Regions from separate parts of the Mus musculus genome. Here region 2 is linked to region 1. Evidence: chromatin loops called from intact Hi-C (ENCODE). Cell type or tissue: heart. All regions are shown on one strand. Links, peaks and the distances in the headings refer to the core of each region. The heading gives the core; the rest is flanking DNA.

Region 1 (5,962 bases), core at 1,114-3,613:
TCTTCCCCCTCCACCTGCCTACTGGGAATGGAACCCAGAAGTCTTGTGCATTCCAGGCAAGCATTCTGTATCTAGTCACACCCCGGCTCTTAAAGTGCTCATCTCTCTGTTTTTGTTGGTGTTTGAGACAGGGTCTCACTATGTAGCTCTGCCTGTCCTGGAAGCCACAGTGTAGAGAAGGCTGGCCTGAAGCTCACAGAGATCCACCTGCTTGTGCCTTTCAAGTGCTGGGATTAAAGCTATGTTCCTAGCTTTGACGTGTTCATCTTAAGTGTACAATTAATTGAATTTAAATAAATGTATACTTTGAGATAGCCCACATTCCTAACAAATCATAGCACCCCCCCCCCCGCTTTTTTAAAGAAATGTATCGTATTTTTATGTTTTTGTGTCTGTCTGCATGCAAGCCTGAAGTACCCACAGAGGCCAGAAGAGGGCATCAGATCCTTAGAGCTGAACCCTGGAGCTTACCAACCGACCACGGCTGACCAACAAGCCCCAGAGGTCCTCCTGTCTCTGCCCCGCCATCACTGGGGTTCGAGATCGTGCTACTGTGCCCGGGGATTTGAACTCAGGTCCTCAGGCATGCACAACAGGCACTTTGTCAATGGAACTTCTCAGCCACTCCTGGCATCTTCCTAGGAAGTTAGCCTTTTAGCTCCTACAAGCAAGTGAGAACATATGCATTTGTCTTTATGTGTCTGGGTTATTTCCCGTAATGCAGTAACCTTCAGCTCTACCCATACAGCTGAAAATGATGTTTTAACTCTTTTCTGGCTGAGAAACATTTTGTTGTGTGGAACTCTCTCTTGAAACACCAGGACTCTATTCCCACCAAACACAATCCCCTGCCAGACTTCCCCCAGCTTTTTCATTGGATGCTTTTATGTGATTTATTTATTTATTTATTTATTTATTTTGGTTTTTCGAGACAGGGTTTCTCTGTGTAGTCCTGGCTGTCCTGGAACTCACTCTGTAGACCAGGCTGGCCTCGAACTTTATTTATTTATTATGTCTTTTATTTTTGAGGTTAAAATATAATTACATCATTTCCCCCCATTCCCTGTCCTCCTTCCAACTCCCACAATGTACCCAGCCCTTGTTCTTTCTCAAATCCATGGTCTCTCGCGACTAACTTAGATACTTAAGACAGTTAATATTGTCCAGGTACACCGGAGAGGGGTTATCTAGATCAGGTTAGTAAAGCAGGAAGAGCCTGGGTCCTGACTACATACAAAGGAGAGGGAGGGCCGGGGCCACACGTTCATTTCTCTGCGTTCCGACTACAGACAGGATGTGGTCATCTGCCTGAAACCCCCGCCACTATGATGTACAATGAGCTGCACCTCCAAACCTCAAGCCAGAATAAACCCTTTCTCCTGTAAGTTGCTGTTGTTGGGGTATTTTAACCTAGCAATGGGGAAAGCAGCTAAGACATAATTGGATTTTTTTTCCAAGACAGGGTTTCTCTGTGTAGCCTCGGCTGTCCTGGAATTCACTCTGTAGACCAGGCTGGCCTCTCGAATTCAGAAATCTGCCTGCCTCTGCCTCCTGAGTGCTGGGATTAAAGGCGTGCGCCACCATGCCCGGCTAAGACATAATTGGAATTGGAGTGTTTGTCACTGTCTGGTTGATGTCACAGTGTTCTCCAGATTCCTGTCGTAGCATGTGACAAGATTGCTTTCCTCTTTGAGGATCATAAAACCTCCCTTCCATGTAGATGTCACATCTTTCTTACTCATTTTCCTGCTGCTTCTCTGGCGTGGCCATCATGAAGGTGATGTGACAAGGTGAACGGGCGAGTGTCCTTTGACATCTGCCTTCAAGCCTTTGTGCTGTCACCAGAAGTGTGATCACCGGATCACAGGATGATCTTGTTGAGAAATTTCTGTATCTTTCGTGTAATTAAACTATTTTGCCTCTATATAGACACTGCGTAAGGTTTCGACTTTCCCATGTCCTCGTTATTTTCTGTTCTCTTAAAAATAATTTTCTGAGCACTTCACCACATCCAGCCACGTCTTTAACAGCAGCTGGCATTGCACGCGGCTTTGATTTGCATTTCTCTGTTAATCGGTGATAATGCTCATCTCTTTCACATCCACAAACAGCTACTCAGATCCTTTGGTGAAGGGACAGGGGGTGGGGGAGAGGACAGGGAAATCAATCAGAACGACAATTCGTGACCACCTCATTTGAGCAACAACAGTAGCTATTAACAAGAAGACATAAAATAGCACTTGGTGCAGGAAACCCTGCATCTTATTGGTGCAATGTAAGATGCTCCACCCAACCCATCTGCCAAAATGTTGAGATTTCTCAAGCCCTTTGCGGGAGTATGACCTCTTCAGGCTCGGGAGTCTAATTTAACTAAACATTGGCAGATTTCTGCTTAGGAATTACCTAGCTCAGTAATACTGCAGCAGCGCTGGTGCTGGAGTAAACTGATGCTGGAGCGCCACCTAGTGTGCGTCTCTGGTATTCCACACTGAGGCTTGGGGTCTCTCAGCCATCAGGTCCAGATGCTACTGAAGTCCTTTGGCAGTACTCCTCTGTTTCAGAATGTTGGTTATTTGTTCTCTCATCCCTCAGCCTGGAGGAAGTGGGAGTTTGGAATTTCCTCCCAACTGCTCTGCACATGGTGGAAGATGAGTATGATTCAAATGGAGAAAATTACAGAAATTTCTACCAGATTTCAATATGGCCGGCTTCACAATGACCCAGGGAACAAAAAGCTCCCAATTGATTTCTAGATTTTTCTAGGGCCAGTTGGTCTCTGAATTATTAAATTTATGTCTCCATAAGGGAGGGGGAAGATCCAAGACTTGCTCTCCCACTATTTATGGACACCATTTCCCACTCTCGGGTGAGTCTTCTGATAAGCAACAGCCTTTGCGATCAGTGAAGACGTGTTTAGTTTTAATAAACATTTATAGAAGAGCCTTTCACTAAGTTCCATTAGTTAATTAAAGGTAAACTTTATCCTTTATGGTTTGTGTAATGCTGAGAATTAAAATGGCCCCCACAGGCTCATATATCTGAATAATTGATCTTCAGTTGGTGGAACTGTTTGGGAAGGATTTGGGAGGTGTGTTTCTGGGGGACAGGCTTTGAAGTTTCAAAAGAGCCAATGTGTTTCTCTGCCTGGAGCTTATGTCTCAATATGTGAACACTTGGTCACTGGTCCAGCACCATGCCTGCCTGCCTGCTACCTGCTGCCTGCTGCCTGCTGCCTGCTGCCTGCTGCCTACCTGCTGCCTGCCTGCCTGCCTGCCTACTGTCTCCCTGCCTGCTGCCTACCTGCTGCCTGCCTGCCTACTGTCTCCCTGTCTGCTGCCTACCTGCTGCCTGCCTGCCTGCCTACTGTCTGCCTGCTGCCTACCTGCTGCCTGCCTGCCTGCCTGCCTGCCTGCCTGCCTGCTGCCTGCTGCCTGCTGCCTGCTGCCTACCTGCTGCCTGCCTGCCTGCCTACCTGCTGCCTGCCTGCCTGCCTACTGTCTCCCTGCCTGCTGCCTGCCTGCCTGCCTGCCTGCTTCCATGCTCCCCACCAGGATGGTAATGCAATCCAGCCCTCAAAAAATGGAAAGCCCTAAATAAACTCTTTCTTCTATAAGTTGTCTTAGTCATGGTGTCTTTTCACAGTGTTAGAACAGTAACTAAGACAGTTTGTGTTTCCTGTCCTGTCTAGAAAAATGCTTAATCACACGAACATGGATCTGTCTCAGAATTCTCTGATTGTCCTCTATCTATCTATCTGTCTGTCTGTCTATCTATCTATCTATCTATCTATCTATCTATCTATCTATCTATCTATCTATCTATTTATTTTTGGCAGAGTCTCACTAAGCTCTTCCCTGCCCCACCGCCCTTTGTTGGCAGAGTCTCACTAAGCTGCCCAGACAGGCCTTGGATTAGATCTTCCTTCTTCAGCTCCTGAGTACCTGGGTCACAGGCTCGCCCCCCCCCCCCAGGCTTGGCCACGTGCTGTCATGATTTATGTAAATTTACAGAGAAATTTGAAGCGAGGTCGTGTGAATCTTCTAACTCTGCTCTATTGCCTTCAACATTTCAAGGTATTTCTGGCTGTTCTGATACCCTTCGCATTTCCATACGAAGTTTTGAGGGTGGTCAGCTCTGTGAAGTACTGAGATTTTGTTTGGGCTTTGCAGTAATTATCCACATCATTCCGTGGAAAGTTGGTGTCTAGAGTTCTCCAGTCAATAGATACGGCATATAACCTCCATTTCCTTAAGTCCTTTCAAGAAAGGTTTATAATCTCTGAGAGTTAAGAGGTCACACACATTTTGTTTTCTTTACCACTAATCCATGGTTTTCTTTTATAAGTGGCAATTAAGGTTTCATTTTTCTGGTGTTTCTGTCAGCATAAAGAGTGACCACACAGCAGGAATTGGCAGGGCATGCTCATCTATCCTCTGCAAGGCCCTGAGCAAAGCATGGCTACGTGAATAAAACAGAAGTACCGCCATTTCTATGGGCTGTGCCTGCATCTTGAGACCTTTTTTAATTCACTTATTGACTGAAGCAGTTCTTCCAGAAGACTCTCGGATTTTCTACCTATGCAATCATGACATCTTCAGATAAATAGCTGACCTTTTATTTCTCAATCTAAATAACTTTCATTTCTTTTCCTTCCTATTATATCATCGACCACAAACTACATGCAATATTGAATGACGGTCATAGTGACCATTCTCACCCAAGTGGGGTGTATGTGTGTGTGTGCATACGTGTGTATCTATGTGTGTGTCTTTATATTAGCATGTCTGTGAGTATATATCTGTATGTGTGTGTATCTGAGTTTGTGTGTCTGTGTTAGTGTGTCTACATGTGTGTATCTGTGTGTTAGTGTGACAGTATGTTTCTGTGTGTCCATGTGTATCTACATGTGTGTTTGTATTAGTATGTGTGTGAGTGTGCTGTGTGTGCCTGTGTTAGTGTGTCTATGTATGTCTGCATGCCCATGTGTGTTCATTAAAAACATTTTGGGCTGAAACAGTTCTTTTGTTGTTGGTGAGCTAAAAGCTATATGTGAATGTTAAATTTCACATTTCTAGTTATAAATGGATGTTAAATTCTGTCACTATATAATTTTTCATTTCTATATTTCTGTTAATGTGGTGACGTACGTTTCTAGAAATTTTGAGCTAACCTTGCATTCCTTAGAGTAAACCTCCCCGGGGAATGAGTTACTTTCCTTTCATTGAATTTAGTTTGACACTATTGGTTTGAAAATGTTGGGTCTGTAGTTACAAGGGGGGTTGATTTCCTCTTTTCTTTTGATAGTATTTGTCCTTTCCTTATTTATTTATTTAGGCTGGACTTGAAATCACTATGTAGCTCAGGCTGGCTTCAAACTCAGAGCAACCTTTCTGAGTGCTACCATCTTAGAAACGGGCCAGCACCCAAGACTGTGCCTGCATATAGAAACACAGCAGCAACTCTGACTGTGGTGCTAGGATTGGACCGGCTCACGAGTTAAGGTGGGGTGTGCTGGCCCTGGCGTGGTGCCACCTTCCTTTCATTTCAGAACTCTGGAGTCAGAGCCTGACAGATCTCTGTGAGTTCCAGGCTAGCCAGGGCTTTGTAGTGGCATGCTGTCTCCAAAAAGAGAAGGAGGTGGTGTAGGGTTGGAAGTGTGTCCTAAAGAGTTTATGAAATGTTGACTTTTTAAACTTCTTTTTCAAATGTTTGATCTAGTTCACGGCTGAAGACTCGTGTTTTTTGTGGTGAGTTGTTGGTGTTTTTCATTTGTTTTATTTTGTTTTGTTTTCCCTCTGTGGTAAGGTTTTTTAATTAAATGTTTAATTTATTTTTAAAATGTTCAGGTATTCAGGGTGGAGACATGGCTCAGTTGGTGCTTGTCTAGCATGCATGAAACCCTGCATTTGATCCCTTACACCATATAAAACAGCTGTGGTGGGTCACATCTGTAATCCCTCCC
Region 2 (5,962 bases), core at 1,660-4,159, 120 kb before region 1:
AAAGTGATGTCTAATCGAGTGGCAGACAAAGTGACGAAAAATTCGACAGAATAGGATGTGTCCATCCAATTCTCATGAGAAGAGAGAGGAAAGGGAAGCTACTTAAGGGAGAGATAGCCGGGACAGGAGGATGAGAGTGCAGCACAAGAATACAGGAGAGTTCGTGGAGAGCAGTGCAGTGGAGTTGAGAGGGAGAGACAAGCAGCCCGAAGGGAGATGGAGGCAGGTTTACTGGGAGAGCTTAACAGAGACAGGTTGAAGATAGAACAAGCTAGAAGAAGGTGAAGACAGAACAAGCCAGAGAAGGGGAACTTAGAACAGATTTCTAGAGTTAGCTTGAGGCCAAGCAGAGCAATTCAGAGGCTGAGAGCCAGATTGAATACGTCAGCTGGGAGAGGAGTTTAAGCCAGAATAGCTGAGTTGAATCAGCCAGTTAGAGCTCAGAAAGAATTAGGAAAGGGTGAGCTAACTCAGCAGTGAGTCTCAGAGGCTGAAAACGTTTTAGGCCTAGATAAGATTATGCAGAAGCTAGAAACTGGGCCTTGGTTAGCGGAGTGAAGCAGTAAGCCTCAGAGATGACAATTACATCAGGCAAATAAAGGTTACAGTTACGTGGGTGTGTGTGTGTGCGCGCGTGTGTGCAAGTGCACTCACACGTGCTCTTGTGGAGGTCAGAGGATCACTTTCAGGAGTCAATTCTCTTTCCACCATGCTGGGCTTGAGGACTGAACTCAGGCTGTCCGGCTTGGCAGCAGGTGATTTTATCCACTGAGTCATTTTACTGGCCCAGGTAGGGTGATTGCTGTTGTTTTTGTCTGTTTTTTGTTTTTTGTTTGTTTTTTACAACAAACTCATTTGCAGAATACTTGTAGGTTACAACTTCCTCAAGAACAATAAAAGCCAATACCTGCACAAGCCTGTGAGTGCCATAATGTATATGTGTATATAACTTATGCATGTAAGTGGTACAAAATATGGCAAATGCTTGGAAATACCCCAAAGCGTTCACGGTGGTCCCTCTGTGCTCAGAAGGGTCTGGGTAGGGAATTGGTAAGGGAATTTGAGCTGAACTGTAGTGGCTTCACTGTCAAGAAAAGTATAGTCAGTCCAGGACTGCTGGTACACATCTGCAATCCCAGCACTTGGGAGGCTGAGAGATAATCAGGAGTTCAAGGCCAGCCTGGGCAACATGAGTACCTGTCCAAAAAAAAAAGGTAGAAAGACGATACAGAAAGAATTTGATTTCTTGGCTGGGAGATAACTTAGTCACAAGTGCGCGCGCGCACACACATGCACACACGCATATACATGCAATTTCCCAACGCCTTGTTTTTCTGTTTGCCATTGTACATTGTTAAAGCGCCTTGCCACAGAAATGAGATTAGAATGTGTTTAAAGATGCAAAGGTCCTTCTGCAGTGAGCGGGCTGTTCACTTTCTTCAGGTGGGAAGGTTCTAGGTTGTTTGGAACATTGTTGGTGGCCTGGGCAGAGAAGAAAGAAGATGAAGTCACCGGATTAGATCCTGTCTCTCAGCCGAGCCTTCCTACCCACCCTAGGCAGGTGGGAGCTAGGAGCTTTGCAATGGAGTCTTTGCCCTAAGTCCTAGACGGAGGACAACAGATGGGGCCACACAGCCCTGACGCCCAGACCGAGGGGAACAGGTGGAGGCTGAGGGGTCAGAGTGTGAACACTGGCGATTCATGAGGGCTACAGGTGGGCGGAGTGCCCAGCACAGGGACAGGGACAGCTGGGCAGCATGTGGGCGACAGAGGGAACAGGGGAAAGGGGGGGGTGGAGGCCCAGAGAGCAGAGGACAAGGAGAGGGGTGCAAGAGGACAGCCCCCTCCCCACAGCTGTGGCAAGAGTGAGGTCAGAGGTCCCAGGCTGCTACGAAAGGTCTAGAGGGCTGCGGGGTGAGGGAACACATTGATCAGGCAGGGTGCCCATCTTTGTCCTCCTTCAGCCCCAGCTGTCCTTTGTGTAGCATTTGGGCCACCCCAGCAGCTGTGCCAGCCTTTGGCTGGGTCAGAGACTGGGCAGCCGAGGGAAACAGCTGCCACCCCTCCTGTTGTAGACTGGGTGGAAGAGCAAGGAGTTGGCTAGGTGGGGAAAATCTCAAACACGTGGCAGGGCGGTGCCCTACTCCTCGTGGACAACTCCTACCTGCCATTAGTTACATGTTAGGGTGGGAAGGGCCAAAAAGCTATGCAAACATCAGTGCTTAGGGGTGTGTGTCAAATGCTCAAGTGCGACCAACTTCACAATACCACCAAATCCTCCCAGCCACACACATAGAAAAGTCGATAGTTTGCATTTTATAGACGGCAAAACTGAGGCTTCCTGGTCACATTCCCAGTTAGGGACATTTGAGCCAAATTTACTAGGCCCTGGAGGCCTTTGAGGAGAATTGGGTGACCTAGGGTTCTGTGCCCAGACGCATGGTGTTCCCAGAAGTACTGGAGGTGGAAGGTCTGCGATGAACCACTCCTGAGGCAGGCTGGCCGGAAGCAGACGGTGCTGGGAACCCCGTCTTTGAAGATTTCCCCAGAGCAGGGAGGGCTCCCAACACATGCTCTTCGGGCATGTTCAGGAGATTTTGCCTGCAAACATAAGAAGCAGCGGGGCTGGTAACAAAGGATTTGGATTGGGCACCAGGAGACCAAAGTCGCCATCGGGGTGGCATATTTGTTGGACATTCCTAGGGCTGGTCCCCTGGGCCTTCCAGCTGAGTTCCAGCAGCTCCACCTCATTCGCCACGTTCCCCAGAGTTGTCACCTGATTGTGTCCGCCCTTCGGCTCAAAGCCCCGCCCAGGCTCCAGTGCGCCAGCAGGGGGACCCCGAGCTCCAGACAAGGGCACTGAACGTTGATCTGTAGCCTCTCTGCCCTCCCTCAGCCTCTGTAGGCTGCAAAAAGGGAGAATTATTGCCATGTCACCCGCGATGCCACGAGGGGCTAAAGAACCCACAAAGATAACGTGGTTCTGCTGTCTTGAATCTCATTCTGGACCGTCTGCTCCGGGAGCCGCGCCGGCCCTGTGTGATGAGGTTGTCCAACTTTGGGGTGATCGAAACAGCTCAGTGGTGGAGGGCTTGCCTTGCAAGTGACACCCTGGGTACTGGGGAGGGGAAAATGAAGACGTCTAGACATCGAAAGACCCCTCTGTCCCTAGCACGAGCGACCAGGTCGAGTGACTGGCTTTTAGGAATAGGAGTTAATTTCTGGTCTGTGGGTCCATAGAGGGGACCGATGGTCTGCCCAGCCACAGACCATCTTTCTCAGGTCATCTCTCTTTTCCGGCCTTAGGCAAGTGGCCCTGCTCAGGGTGTGAATTTCTTCCAGGTTCAGGACTGAGGTGAGGTGGATTTGAAGGGAGTGTCTGTAGAATGGCATTTAGAGTTGTGCTTAAGATCAGGAATGGGCGCCAGGCTAGGCAGAGGGAATGAGCCTGTGTGACCGGTTTGGACTCCACAGAGTGAGGAAGGAGGCTCAGTGTCTGCACGCCTGACTTCCATGCCCGCTGGAGAGGAACACAGCCTATGAAAATGTGTGTGGTAGGCCTTCTGACAGGCTCACAGCCCCAGGGCCCCAGCTGAGCAAACCCCACCCCAGTTGGTGCTCAGCTTAACAGGATGAAAACTTTGCTGGCTTCAGTGTCTTCAGCCCTCGTGCCTCAGACTGGTACACGTGGCACCACACTAAGGCACCACTGTGAGGTGACTATGCTCATCGCTACTATTGCTTTTCTGTCCCCTGAGCTCTGATGTGTGTGTGTGTGTGTGTGTGTGTGTGTGTATACTGAAGACTGGGTAATCAAAATGTGAACTGTCCATGAAATGAAGTCTTCTCCAGCCATTGAAACTAAGCATTGAGCTAATGAGATGGCCTGGTGGTTAAAGGAGTTTCACATGAAGCCTGATGACTTTGAGTTATAGCCTCAGAAACCATGGTGGAAGGAGAGAACTGACTCCCAGAAGTTATCCCTCTGACCTCCAAATAATTGAAGGAGGAGCATGAGGAATAAGAGGAGGAGGAGGAGGAGGAGGAAGGGGAAAAGGAGGAGGAAGAAGAGGAGGAAAAGGAGGAAGAAGAAGAGGAGGAGGAAGGGGAGGAGGAAGAGGAGGAAGAGTAGGATGAGGAAGAAGAGGAAGAAGGGGAGGTGGAAGAAGAGGAGGAGAAGGAGGAGGAGGGGGGAAAGGAGGAATAAGAAGAGGAGGAAAAGGAGGAAGAAGAGGAGGAGGAAAAGGAGGAAGAAGAGAAGGAAGAAGAGGAGAATGAGGAAGAGGAGGAAGAAGGGGAGGTGGAGGAAGAGGAAGAGGAGGGGGAAGAGAAGGAGGAAGAGGAGGAGGAGTAGGAAGAGGAGGAGGAGGAGGAGAGAACTGATACATGCTACAACTCAGATGGACCTTGAAACATTAAGGTATTCAAAGGAAGCTGTCACAAAGGACCACTGAGGAGCATCCACAACAGGCAATTCTATAGAAGGAACAGTTTATCACTGAACTGCCCAGCCCTTTAATCTTAACTATTCATAAGAGTTGAACCACAAGCTTGAGGCTAGCCTGGGTTATACAGTGAGAATCTGTCTCAATCCTGCCCCCTCCCCCAAAGATTTGTGTTGCCTGGGGCTGGGGAGGGGGAGTAGTAGTTGCTAACGGGCACAGGGTTTTTAGAGGGAGATGATGAAAATGTTCTAGACAGAAACGGTGCTGATGGTTGCACAATTCTGTAAATACAGTCTCAGAACTGAGGCCTGTACACTTTAAATGAGTGAACTTTCTACTATATAAACCATTTCCCAATAAAGCTGTTAACAGTTTTTAAACTGGATGTCCTGAATGTATTCTGGTAACTCTAGTTGGTGAACATTTGGCTTGTTTCTGCTCTGAAGCTATTTTGAGTAACACTGCTGTGAAAACCTTAGCCTGTCTCCCTCCTTCCACATTCTGAGGGCCCGCTCTCCATGATGTGCTGGAGGGCCTCTTCTTATCAAAGGGCAGCGATGGATGGGTGGGAAAGGAGGGGGCCATGGAGAGAATTGGGAAGCCAGCCTAGCTAGCATCTAACAGAAGTCACATAAATCCCTCCCTGCCTCGATTTCCCCTTCTGCCCAGTGAAGGGGAGAGGAGGCAGAGTCCTTTTCCTGACTTCTTGCAGGTGGTGTTGAGTCCAGGAAGCTGTGCTGTTCAGCATACAGTGGGCTATCCAGGGTGGCATTTGTCTGTCAGTGGTGGGGCCAGTCTGTTTTCTTTTGACTGGTGGAGGGTCAGTGAGTCTTCCAGAAGGACCCCTCTGGGTACACAGAGAGTCAGGGAAGCCAAGAAATCCATGACTGGCACCTGGTGAACAGGACTGTGGTGCAGGCTGGGCTTTGGCCACCAGAGGAGGAGGAGGAGCAAGAACGGGGGCAAGACCAAGTTTTTATTGACATGAAATGTTGTTGACAAATTATTGGCTACGTATCAATAGAGGTGCGCTTCAGACAAAAGCCTGGGAGCATCCCGGAAACACTCAACAAAGGACCGGGGGCCTAGGGAATGGGGGAAAGTCAGGGATTTCCAGGTCTGTGAGCAGGTAGAGCGTCAGGCACAGTGCTGAGTCCGGTGAGCTGTCAGTATCTGCTTAGGTCCCCATGGGCTTGCAGAGGTAGTGTGGAGAGCCTGCCCTGGGCTCAGCATCTCTCCCTCTGATTCATCTCTTCTTGCCGCTGCCTTCTTCACTGAAGCTGTGAGCATGCTCAGATCTTCCCCCAGCTAAAACCAACCTCTTTGTGACCTCCTTCTCCTGCAGCTAACCATCCATCTTTTGTTCTTTCGCCTGCCAAGCTCCTTCAGAGACGAGTTTGCACCCACGGCTTCCACCCTTAGCTACCTGCGGCAGCTTTAACCTGGGAGAGACCCTCAGCCACCCACCCCCTCCTACCAGGATTCTTCCAGGCCTCCGTTCCCTTCCTGTCACACAA

What was found. Peaks named below come from ENCODE experiments on the same cell type or tissue, not always from the same donor. Only the 100,000 strongest peaks of a DNase experiment are listed, where the experiment ranks them.
Region 2: it touches region 1 in a loop (8-fold over the local background); 2 of 42 quality-filtered maps call a loop at or near these places.

What each region holds. Positions count from the first base shown.
Region 1 is chr1:134,116,879-134,122,840 of GRCm38, reverse strand. The region is part of intron 1 of Chit1 (chitinase 1 (chitotriosidase)); the gene reads right to left. Among named protein-coding and RNA genes, the nearest start is that of Chit1, 8.6 kb to the right of the region's middle. In heart, for the core only: no CTCF peak of the experiment used is centred there; a DNase peak (open chromatin) is centred at 2,470; H3K27me3 peaks cover 416 bases.
Region 2 is chr1:134,241,253-134,247,214 of GRCm38, reverse strand. No RefSeq gene overlaps it. Among named protein-coding and RNA genes, the nearest start is that of Adora1, 8.8 kb to the right of the region's middle. In heart, for the core only: a CTCF peak has its summit at 2,824 (motif pointing right); DNase peaks (open chromatin) are centred at 1,704 and 2,814; H3K4me3 peaks cover 252 bases; H3K27ac peaks cover 1,949 bases; H3K27me3 peaks cover 766 bases.